Regions from separate parts of the Mus musculus genome. Here all the other regions are linked to region 4. A link is a loop called in an ENCODE intact Hi-C map of the cell type or tissue named here. Cell type or tissue: heart. All regions are shown on one strand.

Region 1 (5,000 bases), 72 kb after region 4:
GTGACTAGGTGGATGGGTATGGATTGGTGGGGAGGTAGATGGGTGAATGGACAGATAGATAATGAGAATTTTGAAGAATAAAAAATGAGCTGCTTCCGATAAAGAATAGAGAAACAATGAGACCTGTTCCTGTCTCTCTGGCCAGCGAGCCCGTAAGCAGCTCAGTGCTTTAATCCCGCAAACTGTCAGGCTGCTGATGGGACAGGAAATTAAAAGCAGGGATTAGGAGCCTCGATTGTGCAGAGCAGTCACTGAAAAGAAAGGCTGTGTAAAGACCGTCTCTTCTAAGACAGATTGGCCAGAGGGTGAACGACTGGGAAGGACTTGAGAGAACTTTGTTCATTAATGAGACTGCCTGTTCCTGACTGAGAGACCTAGAAACAGAAGTGACAGCAAGCAGCAGCAACACGGGTGTGTGCATCACAGGCGTGTGCATCTGCCCCAAACCGCCAAAGTGCACACAAATGGGAGTCATTTGTGCTATGCCTAGGAAAGACGATTTGACATAAAAATCAGCATATGGGGAGGAAACCCCAAGCCGCGGACAGTGCGTGAGAATTGAAGGAAGGTCTCCATCCCTGTCATCTACTCTGAGAGACATGGAAGAGACGCAAAGAGGTGGCCGCATCTAAACATGATGCTGTTATACGGAAGAGAGGAGTAGGGTCTATCTCTGAGTGTGAGTGTTCTAAATATTTTCTAGAAGACATTGATGTATCTAATTGTGTATGCGTGTGTGTGTGTGTGTGTGTGTGTGTGTGTGTGTTGAGAGCAATTAAACCCAAAGCCATGCATAGGCCGTGGAAGCGCTTACCTCTGAGCTACACTCCCAGACATAGCAAATAAATAAACAAACAAACAAACAAACAAACCCCAAGGGAGTGAGAGAGATGTCTCAGCAATGAAGAGCCCCAATGCTCTTGCAGGGACCTAGATTCAATCCCTAACACAGCACGGTGCCTGTCAACCATCCATAACTGAAGGTCTGGGGTCCCCAACACCCTCTTGCAACCTTCACAGGCACCTAGTAAACACATGGTGCTCATATGCATGCGCAGGCGAGCGCTCAAACACATAGAGCAAATGGAAATGTAACGAGTCCACTTGGCCCCCAGTCACCTCCTTCAAGGTAGAAATGATCGGTTTCCTATCCACCTAGAACCTGCGTGTTTTGTTTTGTTTTGTTTTTTCCTTCAACAGCATACATACATTTGTCTGTGAAGTGTAGAAACACACGTGGGTATGCAGGGAGTTGTTGGTCTCTGCTGTGGACTTTGGAGATTCTTCCGGGACAGGAACTACGCAGACACCCAGGGCATAAAATGAACCTGCAGCCCTGGCTGGCCATGTTATAAAAGCCATGTTATAAAAGCCATGTTATAAAAGCCATGTTATAAAAGGTAGGTAGGGTTATGCCACTGAATTTTTGGAAATCATGAATTACCAAAACTCCTAAGTTTTTGCTTTTATTTTGTTATGGGAGAACCCATCTTCCTCTCAAGGATACAGGTATTTGAGTCCAACAGGAATGGGGTGTGACTGGTGGCTCTCAGGGAAGCAGAAACAAGAGTCACTAAGAGGCTAAGATCGTAAGAGGGACATCAGCCCTCCTATGACCATTGTCTGGACGCAGCAGACTGCCCAAATTCTTCAAGGTTTAGATGAGCTGAGAATGAAGCCATGCAAGGCCCTGCTAATGACTCTCCTCTCCAGGGAGGAGGGCTCTTCATTCAGACAGGTGACAAAGGCACCCAGAGGGGCTTGTTTTGCTTTAAGCTCCACCCTGGTTGGATTGAGCCCACTGACAGCTGGCTGCATATGCTCATGGGGCTCCTCAAAGTGAGGTGGCAAGTACAGAAGATAGGCTGTGGATAGGCCAGGCAGGGCTCCCGTGGTTGCCATGGTGAGAAGACCCTGGTACCAAGAACAAAACGCTTGGCCCATGGAGAAGGCAGTGTGGCCTGGGGCTCACCCAGCAGGGCTCTGCCAGGTTCTTGGGGCTACCCGAGGGGCACCCTGCCTGCAATACCATGGTAGACTCTTCCCATTAGGGCCAGAGTCACACATGAATGCAGGGACAAATGCACACCTGTGCAGGTTCCTCAGCCACACCTCTGTCACCCAACAGAGGACAGGACCTGACTCTTCTATGTTCACCTAGACCTGGGAGGGAGAGGGAAGACTGACTAATCACACCCCATGGGCCTCTTCCTTCATGCAGGGGTTGCCCGTCCTGAGGCTGTTGGAAATGAGGGAGTTACTCAGGGGCCTGAGTAGAGCTAGCTTCCCTCCATGGCATCCCAACAGCCTAGGGCAGCATCAGGAAGGGGAAGGAGCCTGCATCCTATGGAGATCAGGAAAGGACTTTACCAGAAGAAGAGCTTTGAGCAAAAACGTGAAGGAAATGAGGGTCAGAAGGAACGTACATTCTCAGTAGAATAAAGCAAAGCATATGTCTAGTGTGTCCTGGCACTGCAAGACCTCGTGGCTGGAAGGATGGGGGAGGGGTGTGGCCAGGCACATGGTAGGGTAAGAGGCCATCAGAGGAGGGGAAGAAAGTCAGAAGTGGCTGTCCCCTTCTGAGAGATATCACAGTTGTCAGTGTGTTCCCCACCCCCTGGGGGGCGGGGGGGACAAGATGGAGCTTGAACTAGGGCTCGTTGCTGACTGATGCTAAGATGGCCCTCATGAGTCTCACTCCAGTCCCAGAGTGGACAGTGGACAGACCTTGCAAAACTCTGAGGATGATGGGATGTCTGGCACCCTTGTATTGTGTCCTTCTATGTAGGAAAAAACATTTTAAGATATAGAGCCAATTGACTTTGAGTCCTTCAGAAAGATTCTGGAGTGGACCTGGCCAAATCAGGCTGGCCCTTAAGGACGGCCAGGAACAGCAGCGCCCCCTGCTGGCCAGAAATAAACAAGTGGCTGTTGGAGAGGGGAGACTATTTACAATAGATAGATAGATAGATAGATAGATAGATAGATAGATAGATAGATAGACAGACAGACAGACAGACAGACAGACAGACAGACAGACAGACAGACCTAACCTGGAGCCAACAAGAGCAAACTGCACCTCTGTCCTACCACCACAGGAGAACAGGTTTGTCCAGCAGAGCAGGGGCTAAGGGGAATCTGTGCGGCACTAGCCCTTTAAATATACCATGGTGTTCAAGGAACCTCTTGCAGGTCCTCCTCAGGTGGCCCCGAGAACCTGACAGAGCCCCACTGGGTGAGCATCAGGCTCAGCACAGGCCAAGAGCCTCCTCTTGAGGTAGGCACCAGGGCCTTTTGCCGGCAGCAGCTAACCCAGGCGTCCTGACAACCTATCACGCAGTGCTGCCTGAGGACCTCAGACCTCAGCTGAGACCACAGCTCCAGCTGCCACCTTGATTTCAGCCTCTCGAGACCCTGAAGAGAGGAACCATACCTGAGCTTCTGACCCATGGAAACAGAACTGCTAAGTTTGTGTTGTAGCTTTTAGTTCTGTAATAGTGTGAATCTGTCAGTGATGTGGTCTCGAAGGGGAGCCCTAGAACTCCCTCTGTAGAACAGGCTGGTCTAGAACTTGCACGGATCCCCCTGCTTCTGCGTGCTGAGTGACTCAATTACAGACGAGTACTACTCCTTAAGGCTGCGGACTTCTAATGCCATTAAGTTTCAACACCTGGAGTTTGGAAGGGACACTTTCAAACAAGGTCTCACTCTTTAATTCTTCCACATTGGCTCCTTGATGGCAACATGTGAACTGGGCAGACATATACATTCTATACTTTCAGAAGTTTCACATTTGGCTCTCCATAGGAGATGTGATTGACAGGCCTCAAACAGTCTCATGATCTGGGAGAGAACTGAAGCCCACTGCCTGTAGTTAAGTGGCAATGGTGGCCAATCTGTTTGGCAAGGAGGGGTGACTTGACTGTCCATGGGGACTTCCAGCTGAGACTGTTACAGGTCATCCCAATTTTACCAGACGTGAAGGCAGCATATAAAACTGAGTCTCATTTTGCGCCTTGTATCATAGTCTCACATTCCCTGCTTCCGGTGCAAATCTGCCTGCCTCGATTTTGGGCTTCCTGGACAATCTGAGATAATCTCCCTATCACAAAATCTGTAATGTGACTACACCAATGAACCCTACTCAAATCGCATACTGCAGAGCCTGGGATTAGGGCATGAGTATCTTTGTGGATGGGAGTGGGGTCGGGAGGGGCGTTCAGTCCATTACACAGGGTCCAGGGACACAAGATACCTAAGACTGCAGGCTTGGGGGAGTGCTTTGAGACTGTTGCACTCAGCCACGGGATGTAAGGAAGAACCTGAGACATAGGGAAACACCTGCTTACCTTCTTGAGGTGAGTCTAAAATTATCTCAGGAGGCTATTATAGAACTATAGAGAAATGAAAGGCTCCCCTCTTAGGGCTGGATGTGCCAGCAGTTAAGAGTGCTGGTTCTCTCTCAGAGGACCCACTGGGCCTCACAACTGTCATTGACTCCAGTTCCAGAGGATCAGCACCTTCTTGTGGTCTCTGCTGGTTACTGCACACACACAGGGTGCACAGTACCCATCACATAAAGAGAAAGCAACCTTTTTAAAAGCTGATCTTTTTCTTATAGCTCTGCAGGGTAGGAAGGCCCAGGCCACAGAGCCTATCCATCTGGCAAGGGGCTTCCTCCTGTGCCATGGCTACTGTGACTGGAGGGCTCCCATGGGCAGTGAGTGCCCAACCCACTTTAATAACAAGTCTCACTGGGCAACAACTCCCCTAAGGCAATAAACAAATTCCTTCATTCAGGAGAGCAGAGCCCTCCTAGCAGAACTGCCTCCGACGGGCTCTTCTGAATGACCCTGATGTGGGCGACTGCTGTTCTAGACAGAGCACCTTGAGTTTTCTGGTCTCAGCGATGGGTACCCTGAGCCACCTGGTGACCCAGTCATGAAGTTGCCTGTCTTCCTGCCCCCAGCATCTGTTACATCTAAAGTCCTCCCCATTCT
Region 2 (5,000 bases), 120 kb after region 4:
TATAGAGATATAAACAGCAATCAAGCCAGACCAAGACGCTTTCTTAAAGGGGCAGGGGGCTGCTTAATGCCTAGCATCTGCTGTCAGCGGGGAGCACAGGCAAGGTAATGGTGGAATTCTGGCCTCTGTGAGAGAAGCTGGGAAGCCTTCATATGCTGGCACTAATGTTTTGTTGTTGTTGTTCATTAGGTATTTTCTTCATTTACATTTCCAATGCTATCCAAAAAGTCCCCCATACCCTCCCCACCCACTCCCCTCCCCACCCACTCCCACTTCTTGGCCCTGGCATTCCCCTGTACTGAGGCATATAAAGTTTGCAAGACCAAGGGGCCTCTCTTCCCAGTGATAGCCAACTAGGCCATCTTCTGATACATATGCAGCTAGAGACACGAGCTCTAGGGGTACTGGTTAGTTCATATTGGTTGCAGACCCCTTTAGCTCCTTGGGTACTTTCTCTAGCTCCTCCATTTGGGGCCCTGTGTTCCATCCAATAGCTGACTGTGAGCATCCACTTCTGTGTTTGCTAGGCACCAGCATAGCCTCACAAGAGACAGCTATATCAAGGTCCTTTCAGCAAAATCTTGCTGGCGTATGCAATGGTGTCAGTGTTTGGAGGCTGATTATGGGATGGATCCCTGGATATGGCAGTCTCTAGATGGTCCAAACTTTGTCTCTGTAACTCCTTCCATGGGTGTTTTGTTCCCAATTCTAAGAAGGGGCAAAGTGCCCCCACTTTGGCCTTCATTCTTCTTGAGTTTCATGTGTTTTGCAAATTGTATCTTGTATCTTGGGTATTCTAAGTTTCTGGGCTAATATCCACTTATCAGTGAGTACATATCATGTGAGTTTTTGTGATTGGGTTACCTCACTCAGGATGATGCCCTCCAGGTCCATCCATTTGCCTAGGAATTTCATAAATTTATTCTTTTTAATTGCTGAGTAGTATTCCATTGTGTAAATGTACCACATTTTCTGTATCCATTCCTCTGTTGAGGGGCATCTGGGTTCTTTCCAGCTTCTGGCTATTATAAATAAGGCTGCTATGAACATAGTGGAGCATGTGTCCTTCTTACCAGTTGGAACATCTTCTGGATATATGCCCAGGAGAGGTATTGTGGGATCCTCCGGTAATACTATGTCCAATTTTCTGAGGAACTGCCAGACTGATTTCCAGAGTGGTTGTACAAGCTTGCAATCCCACCAGCAATGGAGGAGTGTTCCCCTTTCTCCACATCCTCGCCAGCATCTGCTGTCACCTGAACTTTTGATCTTAGCCATTCTGAGTGGTGTGAGGTGGAATCTCAGGGTTGTTTTGATTTGCATTTCCCTGATTACTGAGGATGCTGAACATTTTTTCAGGTGCTTCTCAGACATTCGATATTTCTCAGGTGAGAATTCTTTGTTTAGCTCTGAGCCCCAGTTTTTAATAGGGTTATTTGATTTTCTGGAGTCCACCTTCTTGAGTTCTTTATATATATTGGATATTAGTCCCCTATCTGATTTAGGATTGGTAAAGTTCCTTTCCCAGTCTGTTGGTGGCCTTTTTGTCTTATTGACAGTGTCTTTTATGCTGGCACTAATTTAATTGTTAAGCATCGTTACTGCTACCATCATTATTGTGTTATTGGTGTGTGTGTGTGTGGTATGTATGTGTGAGTGGTTGTGTGAGTGTGTTTGTGTGTGTGTGGTGCGTTTGTGTGTGTAAGAGAGTATGTGGTATAGTGTGTGTGTATGCATGGTGTGTGTGTGTGTGGTATGTGTCTGTGTGGTGTGTGTGTGGTGTATGTATGTGTATGTGTGGTGTGTGTGTGTTTGTGTGTGTGCTCGCAGTTTTTGATTTTTTTTGTTTTGTCTGATTGGAATTTGGGAGGGTTCTTTTTCTTTTCTCTTTTTTTTGAGAGAGAGAAAGCATAAAGTTAGTTGGGTAGGGAGTGAATCTAGGAGATATTGGGGGATGGGAAAGAATATGATAAAACTAAATAATTTACTATAAAAATAATAAAATAGAAAAACTAGAGAAAAACAAAAAGTAGATGAAGCCACAAAGAGGTAGGTTGCAAATGAAAAGAATGCTTTTGTCACTTTGCCCCTTTGAATAATATTTGAGTGGTGGATGTTCACTGTACACGATACTGACTCCCAAGGACTTGTTCACACAACTTTGTGTGACTCCGCACCTCCCCCCCCCCATGCCCTGCTTTTCCCTCCCCTCTGGTCCCCAGACAGCTTTGCAGTTTGCTTCAAGCACACACCCATATCTCTCTAGAATCTAGGAACCACAAGTGAGAGAACCTACAGTATTTGTGTTTCTGAGGCTGATTTGAGTCACTAAACACAAGTACTTCCAGCTGTATCCATTTTCCTGGAAACGACTTAACTTTCCCCTTGAACCTGGACGTGGGTCCCCTCACGACACTTTTGTAATTCAACAGTCTGAACGAGTGTCAGCAAGCAGCTGACAGCCTGAAAAAATGGTCAGATTCCCGTCATCTGAAACTACAGGCCAGGTGGCCTATCTTGCGACAAAAATACTAAGTCAGGCTAAAGGAGATAAGCAAAAGCCCGGAGGGCATGACGACCCAGGGAATGCGCGCATGCTCCGTGTGGACCGGCAGGGTCGGTTCCTTCTTGTGTGTGCCGCCACTGGATGCATAAAATAGGTCTCAATGTGAAAGGGACACAGGCAGAGCAGCTGTCACTGCAAGAGCAGAAGTCCCCATGTCTAATTGAGGCCGGGAACGTAGTGGCCTCGAATCGCACAGATTTCCAGAAATACTGGATTTTTACAGGTGCATTAGGGACGTCTGGATGCGGCTGCCCCCTGGTGGCAATTTCGAGGATATTTCTCTAAGCACAGAGCCCTGAGCTGTTGCTAAGGACTGAGGTGATTCTGAGATTCTAAGAGTCTTTAGCCCCTGTTGTGGGACTGACATTCTCATGAACCCACGGTGCTTAGGAGATAGCACCTACTGTACAGAAAGGGATATACCTTCCCCAGGTGTGGTTTGAGACAATTCCTCCATGCGGAGACCTGGGCGTCATAACTCAGTTTTCTGGAAAGTTTCAGAGGCCCCTTTGTGCTGAAACCCCAGCCCTTTCCCCTTGCAGGGATGACGTCATCGTTCTTCCAATCCCTAGGAAGATAACCTCCTGCGCAGGCCTAAGGACCTCACAGCTCCACAAGGGACCACTGGTGCTCTGCCCAGAGAAAGGGCTCCACAGCAGCGTGGCTCTGGATGACCTGAGCTTTCCTCTCAGCCACTCTAGTCTCGCCAGCGCTGAAATTTTAAGCGCATGTCCCTATGCCTGGCATTTTCACATTTTACATAGTCTTGGGATCAAAATGATGTCCTCACGTTTGTAAGGCGGACACTTTGCTGATTAAGCTGCCTCCCCATCTCCCTCATGGACTCACGCTTTCAAAACATGTCATTCGTCATGTGTGGAAGGCGAGTAAGCAGGAGTGTGGAGGAGGCGCTTCACAGCACCAGGGGCCAGGAAACAGGGCCTATGGAACCTGGGACCTGGGCAACCTTCTAAAGGGCCACCTATTGTCACCTACTCCCACCAGCTAGGCCCCAACCCTCATGGCTGCAGAGCCTCCCACACCAAGGCAAGCATTCAAATGATAACGGGGGTGGGGTGGGGAACCTCTCAAACTCAAACCCTAAGAGGCTTACTTTTGGTATTTCGTGCCTTATAGTCTAGGGCATGTGTCTGCGGTTACATTCCAGAGTCGTGCCTCTGCCTCTCCCCCACCCCAACCCCCGTGCTCTGTGCTCTGCCTAATCACCCCTCCCTATCACCTCACCACCTTTCTCCGTCTTTCCCACAGTGTCACAGTCAGAGTCACACACCACATTGTCTTTTCTGAATTGACTTCAGTCAGCAACTGTGTTACGTTTCCTTTGTCTTCTCATAGCTTGAAAATGCCCTCCCTCCTTTCTTCATTTCCGAAGCTGAATAGTGTTCTATCCTCGGAACGCACCGTGGTCTACGTATTCACTTCCTGCCAGCAGGAGTGCCTTGGTGACTTAAAGCTACGTGAACACGGGACTTCTTGAGAGCAGAGGTTTCAGCTCCTCCTAAGGGCTGCCTTGCCGGGTCACAGAGAACAACATGCTCTGCCTTATAAGAACCATGGCCGTCTTTCTATATGACTGCATGATCACGTATCCACACAAGTGCCAAGTGAGAGTTCCTGCTGCCTGCGCTGCCCGAGGACTCGCTGCTGCCAGCCTTCTGTATTCTGGCCGCTCTGGTACTATGTACCCTGCCACGTGTATTCAGTGAAGTTTTACTGGGATAGCGGCACTCTCCTTTGCATATAATCCAAGTCCAATCCCTGGCAAGCATGAAGAGCTGAGTTGGATGCTAAGCAGTCATGTGGCACCCAGCGTCCACTTCTCCCTCGGGGCAGGGTAGCCGGGCCCAATGAACACCGAGCTGGACTGGAGAGAGGAAAGCTTACCCAGGCGTGGGTGGGAGCGGTGCAGTATGGAAAAGAAAACACTCAGGACAGAGAACTGGTTTGTTTATTAGGGGGACCAGGTGGAAAAAGGGGTACTTGTGTCACTGGGGAGGTCTGTGCACCACTTGCCAGGGTAGGGTGTTGGTCGATACTTCATTTGCACACTTGGGGGCTGTAGGGTGTGTGTATTGGGGGACCCTTATAAGGTCAGACAAGGACAGAAACCTGATAACGGTCAGGGTGATGAGCCCTTTTGAGGGTTGATGGTCAGGAAGCTGGCTTTAGTTCCCCAGGTTGGGCGGGAGGAGGTTGCCAGCTCCTGCGGTCCTCATGTTTGAAGTATCCAGGGTGGAAGTTCCCTTGGTCCTTCTTCCTTAACTTATGGTCCCACACTGGTGTAAAAGCCGGGTGCCTCCATATACCTATAACCACGCTGAGGAGCAGAGAGACTGGTAGATCCTTGGGACTTGCCAGCCAGAATGCCTATCTAAAGCAGTGAGTGCCAGACCAACCTGGAGTGAGAATCTAG
Region 3 (5,000 bases), 140 kb after region 4:
TGTCTTGTAAGAAAGTCAGTGTGGTAGCACCCAGCAGACTGGCCAGTGTCAGCTATGCACTGCAACAAGAGTGTATTTCAGCACAAGTGGAGGGGAGGCAGGACACCCTATAAAGCATCGTGAGTGTGCAGAGCAGGATAAACAGTAACGGCATATCAATTGGGTATTAGATGACCAGGAAGGAGTGACTAGATGACTAGCAGGAGTGATTCTCATCTAGAAGTAAAACAGGGTTTGGAGCCCCGTTGCTTTGAAGCTTTGGGTAATGACAAGGAAAGCAAGCAAGAGGAAGTTCACTGTAACTGGTGCTCTGGCGGGGCCACACGATATGCAGTTTGGTTTTGCAGCACTAGCACGAGTGTGGAACGAGGCTTTATGGCACACAGACACTTCAGCAGAAAGTCACAGGGCACACTGAGCTTGGAAGCCAGTGGCCCCTGCTGGAATCCTGCTAGTGATGAGGCCTTGAGTGAGCTGCCTTGCTTCCCTGAGCCCAGAGTAGCTCATCAGGACAACAGGTTGAAGGCCTTAAAATGGAGTCACATGTGCTAAAACCACCACATATGCCCGGCCCTTACTGAGAGCATAGAATGAAGCCTGTGTCAAGGCTGAGAGCAATGCAGATGTCCTCAGTTAAACTGATGTCACCACAGTCATTGCCTCTTTATCATCTGAGGAGCAGACTTTGTTCCCTGGCACTCACGGCCATCTGCAGCAGGCTGGGGGATTCACGTACTTGTCCTTGTGGGGGCGGGGCAGCCAGGCTGGAGAACAACTGGAGGCTGGAGGCTTTCTGGGAAGAAGCAAGTGAAAGGAAGGGTAGACATTGTCATGGACCAGTGCAGGGTTGAGCAAAATCACTGCAGACGAGTGCTCTGGAGTAGCCTCTGTGGTGTTGGAGGTGTTAGTCTCTCTGGCCTTTCTGCATCCAGCTACTATACTCTTCCCAAGGGCCAGGGGAGATGTCTGTGGTCTAAAAATGATGCTTTCTTAGAACCAACATGAATGTGGATTAGATGTAAATCACCTCCGCCCTGTGATGTGGTACCTGGTCCCCAGCTGTGGCACTGTTTGGGGAAGTTGTAGGAAGCAAAGAGGCTCATTGTGGGGAATATGTTGAGGGCTACACCCCTGCCCTGGCCTGCCTCCAGTCCTTCCTCCACTGCTGGTGCTGACATTTGGGCAAGCTCCTGTCACCAACGGAGGGAGTGCTGTCCTAGCATGATGCCCTGAGCCCAAGCAAACCCTTCTTATAGTGTTGCTCCTGGAAGGCACTTCGTCCTAGCATGAGAAAAGTAAGGGGCATTCTATGCGAACAGAATCCTTGTCCTTTGGCTCTGCCCAACCCAGCTAGACAATCACACAAGCGGTGCACACTCCTCTCATGGGTGAATGATTTTCTCCCACATGGCAATTACTCTTTCCATACTCAGCAAGGCCAGGTTCAGACAACTACTATGCTCAGGGCAGTGACTTTTATGCTCATTTTATAAACACAGACGAGGCTGGGTTGGCGACTGACACCTAGATAGATACACACACCACCTGTGGTAGAAAGCTGAGACCAGGATGTATCCAGCCTTTGTTACTGTGTGGCTGCTTCCTGTTCCTGTCCTTTATCCCCTCCCTCACCTGTTTCACCTCTTTCCTAACACTCAGTAAGAGAGAAAGAAGGATAGAGGGGAAAGAGGAGTCAGGAAAATCCCTGGACCTAATTCCTTTTGTTTCTTCTTTGACCACTAATATACTGCAACCAACCTTTCTAAATGACCAGCAACCTTCCACCTTGCCTCTTGGGGTCCTAGCGTTTACATCCCCTCTGAAAAGTTCCCAGAATTCCAAATATCATGAAATCACAGAAACTATCTGCAGCTGGCAAAACCACGCCTCTGCTAGAGCACGAGGCAAATCATAGTCAGCCGCTTCGGAGAATCTGAGGGAGCCCTACATCCCCACACCCGGGATTAACATGAAAGCATGTTATAATATAACTTTTAAAAAGAAACCAAAATTCCAGAGCTGTCACTACCCCAGAATCCAAGACTTTCTACCAGGGAGCCCTGTGCCCATCTCTTCTTGGCTCCTCACACCAGGTGGCATTAGGTTGGGCCAGGAGTCCACAGAGATGTCATCAGACTGTCAGGCACTAAAGTTAGAAGTGCATGTGATGGGGGCTGGAGAGATGGGTCAGCGGTTAAGAGCACCGGCTGCTCTTCCAGAGGTCCTGAGTTCAAATCCCAGCAACCACATGGTGGCTCACAACCATCTGTAAATGGATCTGATGCCCTCTGCTGGGGTGTCTGAAGACAGCTACAGTGTACTCACATATAATAAATGAAGAAGAAAGAAAAAGAAAGAAGTGCACGTGGTGGACCTCAGGCACCAGGGCCCAGGGCCCTAGCTTTGTTGGGGGCACAAAGGTCTTTTCATCACAGATCACTAAGGGAAACTCCCCAACAATAAACTCAGAAGCTATGACAGCCGTTTAATGCTGGCCTCTAGTCTGACCTGTGGAGACCAGGTGTTCTCTGGCCCTTTCCCTCTCTTCCTTTCATCTTGGGCTTTGCAGGGTCAGGGGTGTGTGTGAGATTAACAGGGGGCTGCCTGAGGGATGCTGGGGACTTCTCATGGGGGAGCATGGTGACATCTTACGGACACCCAGGGGTAACTGTGCTATTTCCTCACTGCGCCCAGCTGCGGACTCTGGCTGTGGGCTGCACCATCCTGTCTGCCTACTAACTTCTAGCCACTGCTTCCACAACTATTTAAAATACAGCTCCCCACCCCCAGGGTTCATTTACTGACGGCACCAGTGGGTGATCGGCCATCTCCCTCTAGTGGCAGAAGAGTGCACTTGCACAGTAAAAGAAGCATCCTGTTCTCAGGAAAGCACTGGGTTGAGCCCAGCCCTTGGGTCATCTGTATAGTGATGGGCATGGTGGGAGGTGGGGTCCCCGGCCTTGAGTCTGAGGTTCGGCATGCTCAGAGCTGGCTGTGTCCTAACTCTGCAAAGTGAGTAGCAGACAAAGGTTTGAGAAGGGGTGGGGCCACTGGCAGGAGGCGGCACGGAGGGCTTAACTGAGACTTGAGACTTGCTTATAGTCCAGGGTCAGGTGTGAGCACCATCTAAGCAGAGCCAGAGGACCCAAAGCCTTGGCCTCTTCTCATCTCTGCTCCAGGCCAGCCCCAGGCCAGAGTGGGGTCGTCGGAGAGGAAGTGGCTCCCGGGCAAAGGCTGGAGCACCCTCCTTGCGGGATAGGGAGTTCCAGGGAACACAGCCTTTCACCTGTTTGACATCTGCCCTCTGTGAGCTGAGGACCATTCTGTACTTGAATCCCTGATGCTATGTGAACCCTCCCCTGGTTCCCACACAATGGTTGGGACCATCCAGCAATCATAGTTAAAATTTTAATATAAGCAATTTCTTTAAAGTTCATGTTCTACCCAGTGGGCAAGGGTGGCAGACAAGCTACACACTCCCGAAAACTTTCTGTGTGGCCATCTGCAGTGGGCCCCAGCACTTCCCAGCACGCCAGGGCTGGTTCCTGCCTCTTAAGGTGAGAAAGTTAAGCCTCTAAGCACCTTGGTCTCTTAGGTACTGAGCTAGGAAGCTCACCATTGTTTCCTCTCAGATGGGAAAGCATCAGGCTGGTCCAGAAGTAGCTAGTAGCCCAGGCTAGCCTATGACTATCGGCAGTCCTCCAATCTCAGCCTCCTAGGATTACAGATGTGAGCCACCATGCCTCTACAAGACTGATAGCTATGAGTTCTTTCTAGACTGAGCTACTGTGATATTCCATGGCTCTCACCCTCCCTTCAGGAACCCTCCTAGGCTGGCACAGGGTCCAGCCTTCTTGGTTCTGTCATAGACAAGGACACAGCTTCCCTGATGTTACACAGTCAACATGGAAACAAGCTACGCATGAAGAAGCATGCTGGCAAGTGGGGACACGCTGGCCGAGGCTTCTACTGATGCCCCCTTTGCTGAGGACTGTCCCCTACAGCAGTGTTACCGTTGATGTGGGCATGCACATGCACCCTGAATTTTATCATAACTCCACAACCAGAATGTGGCAGAGAAAGGAAGGCTTGAAAAAGTGTTCTCATAGCGTGTTCTGTGTTGGGGATGGGGTGGGGATGGAGGGGAGGGGAGGTAGATAGGAAGGGGGAGAGGGAGGGAAGGCGGGATGGAGAGAGGGAGAGAGAATGCAGACAGCAGTTAAGAATAATGTACTTTATTTCAGTAAACAAAATACTGGTTCTTCTAAAAACATATAAAAATCCACTCTGTCAATCATTTAAGTTAAAGGTCTAGGCCAGAGTGCGGTCCTCTTCTGTGACGTCTTTGTTCTCTCTTCTCTGCTGGAGTCCACCCAAGCTGACATTTAAGTAGGAAAATCTAGAAAGGAAGGGAGACCACAGCAGTAAGGCTAGCGCTGGATAGAAAGGCTCGGGCTTTGCATGCTCCACACCAACTGTGCTTGTGCTCTGAGACGCCAGGGGAGGCTACTGGGCCTGACCTACTAACCGGTGCATCTGGGTTTCCTCCTTTAGTGCAGGCTCTGGACAAGCTGCTAGCCTGACAGACAGGCTAGCTCCCGGGTCAGTTCTACGTGGCTGTGTGCACACTCACGCTTGTGGCCCTGGCTCAATGAAAGCGTGGACATAACAGGCACCGATGAGCTCACACATGATCTTCCCACCCTCCTCTCAGCTGACAGGCATCCTCTGCCTGCATCATAAACCTAGCGGACCCTTCAGCTCAGCTGTCTGCCCTGCTAATCACCTGAAACTGCTAATCACCCCTCCTCCAACTGAGGCTAAGCACTTCCTCCAACTGAGGCTAAGCACTTCCTGGTGGTTTTTGGTTTCCCATCAATAAGACAAATTTTGAAAGGCAAGACTCCACGGTGGTAAGTTACTCTGCCTGGTAAGTTAGTCTGAGGGCCAGCGAGTGGCAGCAAGCATGGATGAGTGGCATACAACAGTGCTCCTATGGT
Region 4 (5,000 bases):
CGTGAAAGAATGGGTCAGGATAGGTAAGCCTGTCGTGAGAGGCAAGAAGGCAGGAAGCGCAAGCTTCATTGCCTTGTGGCCTTTTAAGAGGGCTACCAGGCTGGAGAGGTGGCTCAGCAGTTATGAGCACTGACTGCTCTTCCAGAGATCCTGAGTTTAATTCCCAGCAACCACATGGTGGCTCACAACTATCTGTAATGGGATCTGATGCCTTCTTCTGGTGTGTCTGAAGACAGCTACAGTGCTGACAACTAAGAGCATCAATCACTGAGTCTCTTGGGGAAACCAAATACATGAAAATGTAGGACCAGGAGGCCATCAGAGCTGGGAGCATCAGGGTGTAAAGATACCGCTTCCTGTTGTCTATAACTCAGCCTCTGGAAATCCTGGCAGGACCTGTCCATAAGGAGGCAGTGTAGCCTAGCAGTTAAGAGCACATTCACCCAGCTGTGTCTTAGTTTTCCTGCCTGTGTAATGGAGATACTAATAGTAGTTATGGAAGAAAAAAAAAAAAAAAAGAATGGGTGACTTGGATCTAGCAAAAGGGCATTGTAAGTTACTGTGTCCATTTTCAAGTGCTGTGTAACCAAGTTACCTAACACTTTAGTGAACTAACAGGGCATGGTTGTGGGATCCGGGAGTGGCTGAGCTTAGCACAGAACTGCTGTCGACCATCATCTACAGTCTCACAAGAAGACTGGAACGGGATTTTCTGTGACTGTTACCGGGAACCTCAGTCGTTTGATGGCGGAACACTGGAGGTGTCTTTTGTTCCTTGCCTCTTGGGCCTCTCCACAGGGCAGCTCACAGCGTGGCTGCTGCCTTCCTTCAGAGCAGGAGAGAACCCACCATTCCTCCCTGAGTCTCCCAGTGAGAGCCACACTGTGCTGTTCTTCTAGGAGTGAGGCACAAGGACAGGTTTCGTTCAGGATTTGCCTTCTATTTCCCTAATCTTAGACACACAGATACCACTATCCAAAGGCACTAGTGTTGGGAGCTGGGTCACCAGGACGAGAGGCCAGCCACCTAGTGGCACCACAGTGGGACCTTTGGCATCCTGTTTATTTACTTTTGGACAGACCTCAGGAAGAACGCAGTGGTCCTGAACTCGATAAGTAGCCGAGACAGACCGTAGACTGCCTCTAGTTCCCAGTTGCTGGGGTTTCAGGTGCGCAGCACCATACCTGTTGGGTTGTTGTGGGTTTGCCTGTCTTGTTTTTCTCCTTATAAGCCTTTTCAGCTTCTGCTAATGCTTAGAAGTGCTCACTAGAGCAGGCTTGAGCGGGAGCGTGCTATGGAGAGCTTCTTGTTAAGCACGGTGCGCCAAGTTCAAACCCCAGCACAGAAGTAAAGGATGCTTAGTGAGGGAGGATGCTTAGTGAGGGAGGATGCTTAGTGAGGGAGGATGCTTAGTGAGGGAGGATGCTTAGTGAGGGAGGATGCGCAGTGAGGGAGGATGCGCAGTGAGGGAGGATGCTTAGTGAGGGAGGATGCTTAGTGAGGGAGGATGCGCAGTGAGGGAGGATGCGCAGTGAGGGAGGATGCGCAGTGAGGGAGGATGCGCAGTGAGGGTTCCTTGACCTTTTCTTCTGAGTTCGGCACCCTAAAGAAAACTGTATGTAAACTGCCCGTCGATGCACTCTAGCTACAGTATGGAATGCTGGAGCATCAGAAGCTGTTACGCAGTTTCTTAGGGGAGGAACCGCTGATGGCCACAGCGCCCTGAACACGGCTGATCCCCGAGGGTGAGCAGGCTCAGGCCTGGTTAGCTTGGACGGGGGAAACTGAGCCCTCTCTGGCTTGGGAAGGCCCAGTCCTTTCCCTTTCCTTGCTAATGTCAGCAGTCGAGTTATGAAATTTCCATTGCAATCATAATTAACCCAGTAGAGAGAGGCATTTGAGGTTGGCCTGAATTTAGAATTAGAAGACAAAAATGTTGTTTAATTCAGAGAGCTAATTTTGGAGTTTTTTTTTTTCACTCAAAGTTACAATAGCTTTCCTTACTTTATCGTCGCATTCGTCTGTTTGGGTTGCCTTCCCAAATCCCACAGCATCAGGCCAGGTGACTTCAGTGACAGCCATTCTTTTCCTCACTGCCCAGAGGCTCCAAGGCTGGGATCAGGGTGAAGTTCCTCTCCTTGGCCTGCAGATGGCGCCTTCTTACTGTGTCCTCAGAGGGTTTTTCCTGGCTGTATGGGGACAGGGAACGGAGGCCTCTTATAAGGACATGTAAAGACATGAAGGCCCTGCCGTTGGCTCATGGATGAATTACTTTCTCAGAGGCCTTATCTCCCAGCCCAGCCACACTGGTGTTAGGTCTTCAGCATGCGTGTTTAGTAGAAGGGGGAGGGGCAGAAAGAAACATTTAATGCCTCATTACCAACCTTTGCATTTCTGGCTAATCTTTGTAACAAGTGCATCGTCATCAATACCATTCGTATCATACACGTCGTTTCCTAAGAATGTTATGAAGGGAGCACCGTTGTTATCGTCCACATGGCTCAGCTGGCTCAGGGTCTCAAATCCCAGGTCACCTGGCTGGAATCACTGGTCCCTGCTTCCATCCGGCCTTCACCATCTTCCCAAGGAGTTCCCTGAAGGTTTTGTACATAAGGATTGACAAGTTACAGCTCTCATCCCTTTTGCAGTATCTTTGAACAGATGTTGTTGGGCAATCCTGATATATCAGGCAGAGTGGCAGCCGTTATGTTAGTCTCCAAGCTGACTGGTACCCCGCCACTAGAGCCAGGCAGATCTGGGTCCAGCATTCCACCCATCCACTCGTTTGGCATGTTCATTCAACAAGTGTTTATTGGGCACCATTCATGTTTTGCGTTACGTAGTTCAAGACTAGCCATGGGAGCTCAGGAAAATTCTACACATACTCAGTTGCCAAAAAGATCACCATACTCTCTATCAGACGTCTAGGAAAGTCCATTTAAGGCAGCCCGCTGTCCCCAGACCGTAAATGTCTCTCCTTTCAAATCCCAAGCCAAAAGGAAGACAGACGAGATTAGTTTTGGATATTGTTCATGCCATGTAAGCGATGAACGAAGTGTTGGTTGAGTTACTCTGCTTGTCCAAGCTTTGCCTACTTGCTGTCTGTTGAACAGGTTAGATTGGAGCGTCTGAGGCCATACCTAGCTCCAGAAGCAGTGTAGTATTCTCTTCTCCCTGTGGGTGCCAGAGCCCACTGCCTCCCCCTTCTGCTCCCCTAACCCACAGGTCCAGACTTTCCCAAGCAGAATTTGCTCAGGATGAGATGGCCCCAGTCATTCTAGCTGTCCCCTCTCCAGGCCTTCCAGCCTTCCATCCATCCATCCTCCGCCGTGTTCATGGCTAAAGGAGGGTGACTCTCAGACACTTAAACTTTATGCCTTTAATGGATTTTGGAAATCCACTTAAAATTAATCTCATGATCTCGCACCAGTGAGGATTTAGATGGTCAAAAAATGGTCCAGCCACCATCTGAAGATTTGCCAGAATATTAGAGTGACATTTGTTTAAAGTCTGACAGCGAAGTGTTTTCCTAATGTCACGACAGGTTTACCTTATTGAGAAGACGGCTGGTTGCTGGCCGTCTATCTGATTTATGCTTATTTCCCAGGGAAATGAGTTCTCCTCCTCTTTACTCCCTCCTCTTCTTCTCCTCCTCCTCTCTATTTCCTTTTCCTTCTTTTCTTCCTCTTTTTTTTTTTTTGAAGTGAAGTCTCACTGTGTTAGCCAGAGTGGCTCCAGCGCCTGAGTCCAGATGTCTCTTGCCTCCCAAGTGGCTAAGACTGCAGGTGCATGCCGCTGCTCTGACCTAGGGTGTTTTCAGTAGCACATCTTTCCATCCTTAAGTCCTGGTGGTAAATTGTAACATTAGTAATTCCAAAACTAACTCTAAGTACTTCCACTTGCTATTGTGTTACGTGTGCCAATTCTGTTGAGCCTTGCCCGTCCCAGTCGTCCCCTTTTAAGGGTAACACTGCTACTTGCTCATTTTCTAGACAAAGGTGACTTCTCTTTATAAATTTAATAAGCATCATAGAATCTTCTACTCTTGGAGGTTTGATTATGGGGCTCTCAAAGCCCATGTGAAGAAGAGACCTGCGAACCTCGCCTTGCATTTCTCTGGTGAGTAGCTGAGGCCCAGGTGGGTGAGGGTGTGGACTCAGGAGTATTCTCCAGATGTGGACACAGCTGGAGTTGAGCACCGGTCCCCATTCCCAGTCTACAGAACAGAGCTCAGAGGAGACGGGCACCTCGGAGGACACTGGGAATCAGAGCAGATTTGCTCCAATCGGTCCATTGATCACCACCAGGGCGCAGTAGCTTCCCCTGTGTTCTCCATGGACCCACTGGTTGACTGAAGACCGTTCAGGCATGCCTTTCCCTAAAGGAAAGAAGCAGCAGTCATACCCAGAGCTGCAAAGACAAATTGGTAATTTCAGCTTCGAAGGGGAGAGACAGCATCTCATCTCCCTAGCAGGAGCCTGGCAAATGGAAACCAGCGCCTGCTGCTGCTGGGGCAGGGGGTGGGGCCATTCTGGCTACTGGTCGGTGTCTAAGGTAGGAGAGCAGAGTCTGCAGCCCTGTGCCACCTAACGGCCTGGCTGTAGTCAGCACTGCAAGGTGACTGGTCACAGAGGTGCCTGCAGTGGTCCATACTCAGTTCTTGGGGTCCCCGTGATTCACCCATCTTCTGCAAACCGGAGAGTACAGCTGATGTAAGCTGAGTCCAGCAGTCAGTTTCCCACAAGCCCCGTGCTGCCGCAGAGCTAACTGCTAGCACTAGGGTGGGATGTCCGGAGAGCCCAGTTCCTCCACATTGTGCGCCAAGTGCCAGCTGTAGATTATCCCATCTGTGTGGACTGCTGTGAGTCAAAGGTAATTACTAAAGTCATCGTAAAACAACCTGCAAGCATTTACTAAAACTCTGCTTCACCTCACCTCAGCCTCTTCCTCCGTGGTGGCGTCTGGGACGTTGGGCATTGTTCTCATAGGTACTTACGAGT

The links. A loop is a pair of places that touch in the nucleus more often than their neighbours do. Peaks named below come from ENCODE experiments on the same cell type or tissue, not always from the same donor. Only the 100,000 strongest peaks of a DNase experiment are listed, where the experiment ranks them.
Region 1: it touches region 4 in a loop (6-fold over the local background); 31 of 42 quality-filtered maps call a loop at or near these places.
Region 2: it touches region 4 in a loop (4-fold over the local background); 24 of 42 quality-filtered maps call a loop at or near these places.
Region 3: a loop joins it to region 4, with 6 times the contacts of the local background. A loop is called at or near these places in 8 of 42 quality-filtered maps.

Annotation. Positions count from the first base shown.
Region 1 is chr16:92,383,152-92,388,151 of GRCm38, reverse strand. No RefSeq gene overlaps it. Among named protein-coding and RNA genes, the nearest start is that of Gm29805, 3.0 kb to the right of the region's middle. In heart, CTCF peaks have their summits at 2,893 (motif pointing left) and 4,526 (motif pointing left); a DNase peak (open chromatin) is centred at 2,921; H3K27ac peaks cover 1,718 bases.
Region 2 is chr16:92,338,960-92,343,959 of GRCm38, reverse strand. No RefSeq gene overlaps it. Among named protein-coding and RNA genes, the nearest start is that of Smim34, 8.2 kb to the right of the region's middle. RefSeq lists enhancers at 1,945-3,426, 1,943-3,460. In heart, a CTCF peak has its summit at 2,806 (motif pointing left); a DNase peak (open chromatin) is centred at 2,689; H3K4me3 peaks cover 869 bases; H3K27ac peaks cover 3,160 bases.
Region 3 is chr16:92,312,261-92,317,260 of GRCm38, reverse strand. Smim11 (small integral membrane protein 11) reads right to left here. Exons shown (of 4, transcript NM_138743.2): 4 at 4,220-4,399. 1700048M11Rik (RIKEN cDNA 1700048M11 gene) reads left to right here and starts at 4,795. Exons shown (of 2, transcript NR_045300.1): 1 at 4,795-4,913. In heart, a CTCF peak has its summit at 2,842 (motif pointing left); a DNase peak (open chromatin) is centred at 2,980.
Region 4 is chr16:92,455,003-92,460,002 of GRCm38, reverse strand. All of the region lies in intron 1 of Rcan1 (regulator of calcineurin 1), which reads left to right. Gm46555 (a long non-coding RNA gene) reads right to left here. Exons shown (of 4, transcript XR_003951847.1): 1 at 4,997-5,000; 2 at 3,551-3,845; 3 at 2,385-2,594; 4 at 1-2,189. Among named protein-coding and RNA genes, the nearest start is that of Gm46555, 6.4 kb to the right of the region's middle. In heart, CTCF peaks have their summits at 402, 2,138 (motif pointing right) and 4,299; no DNase peak of the experiment used is centred here; H3K27ac peaks cover 1,087 bases; H3K27me3 peaks cover 689 bases.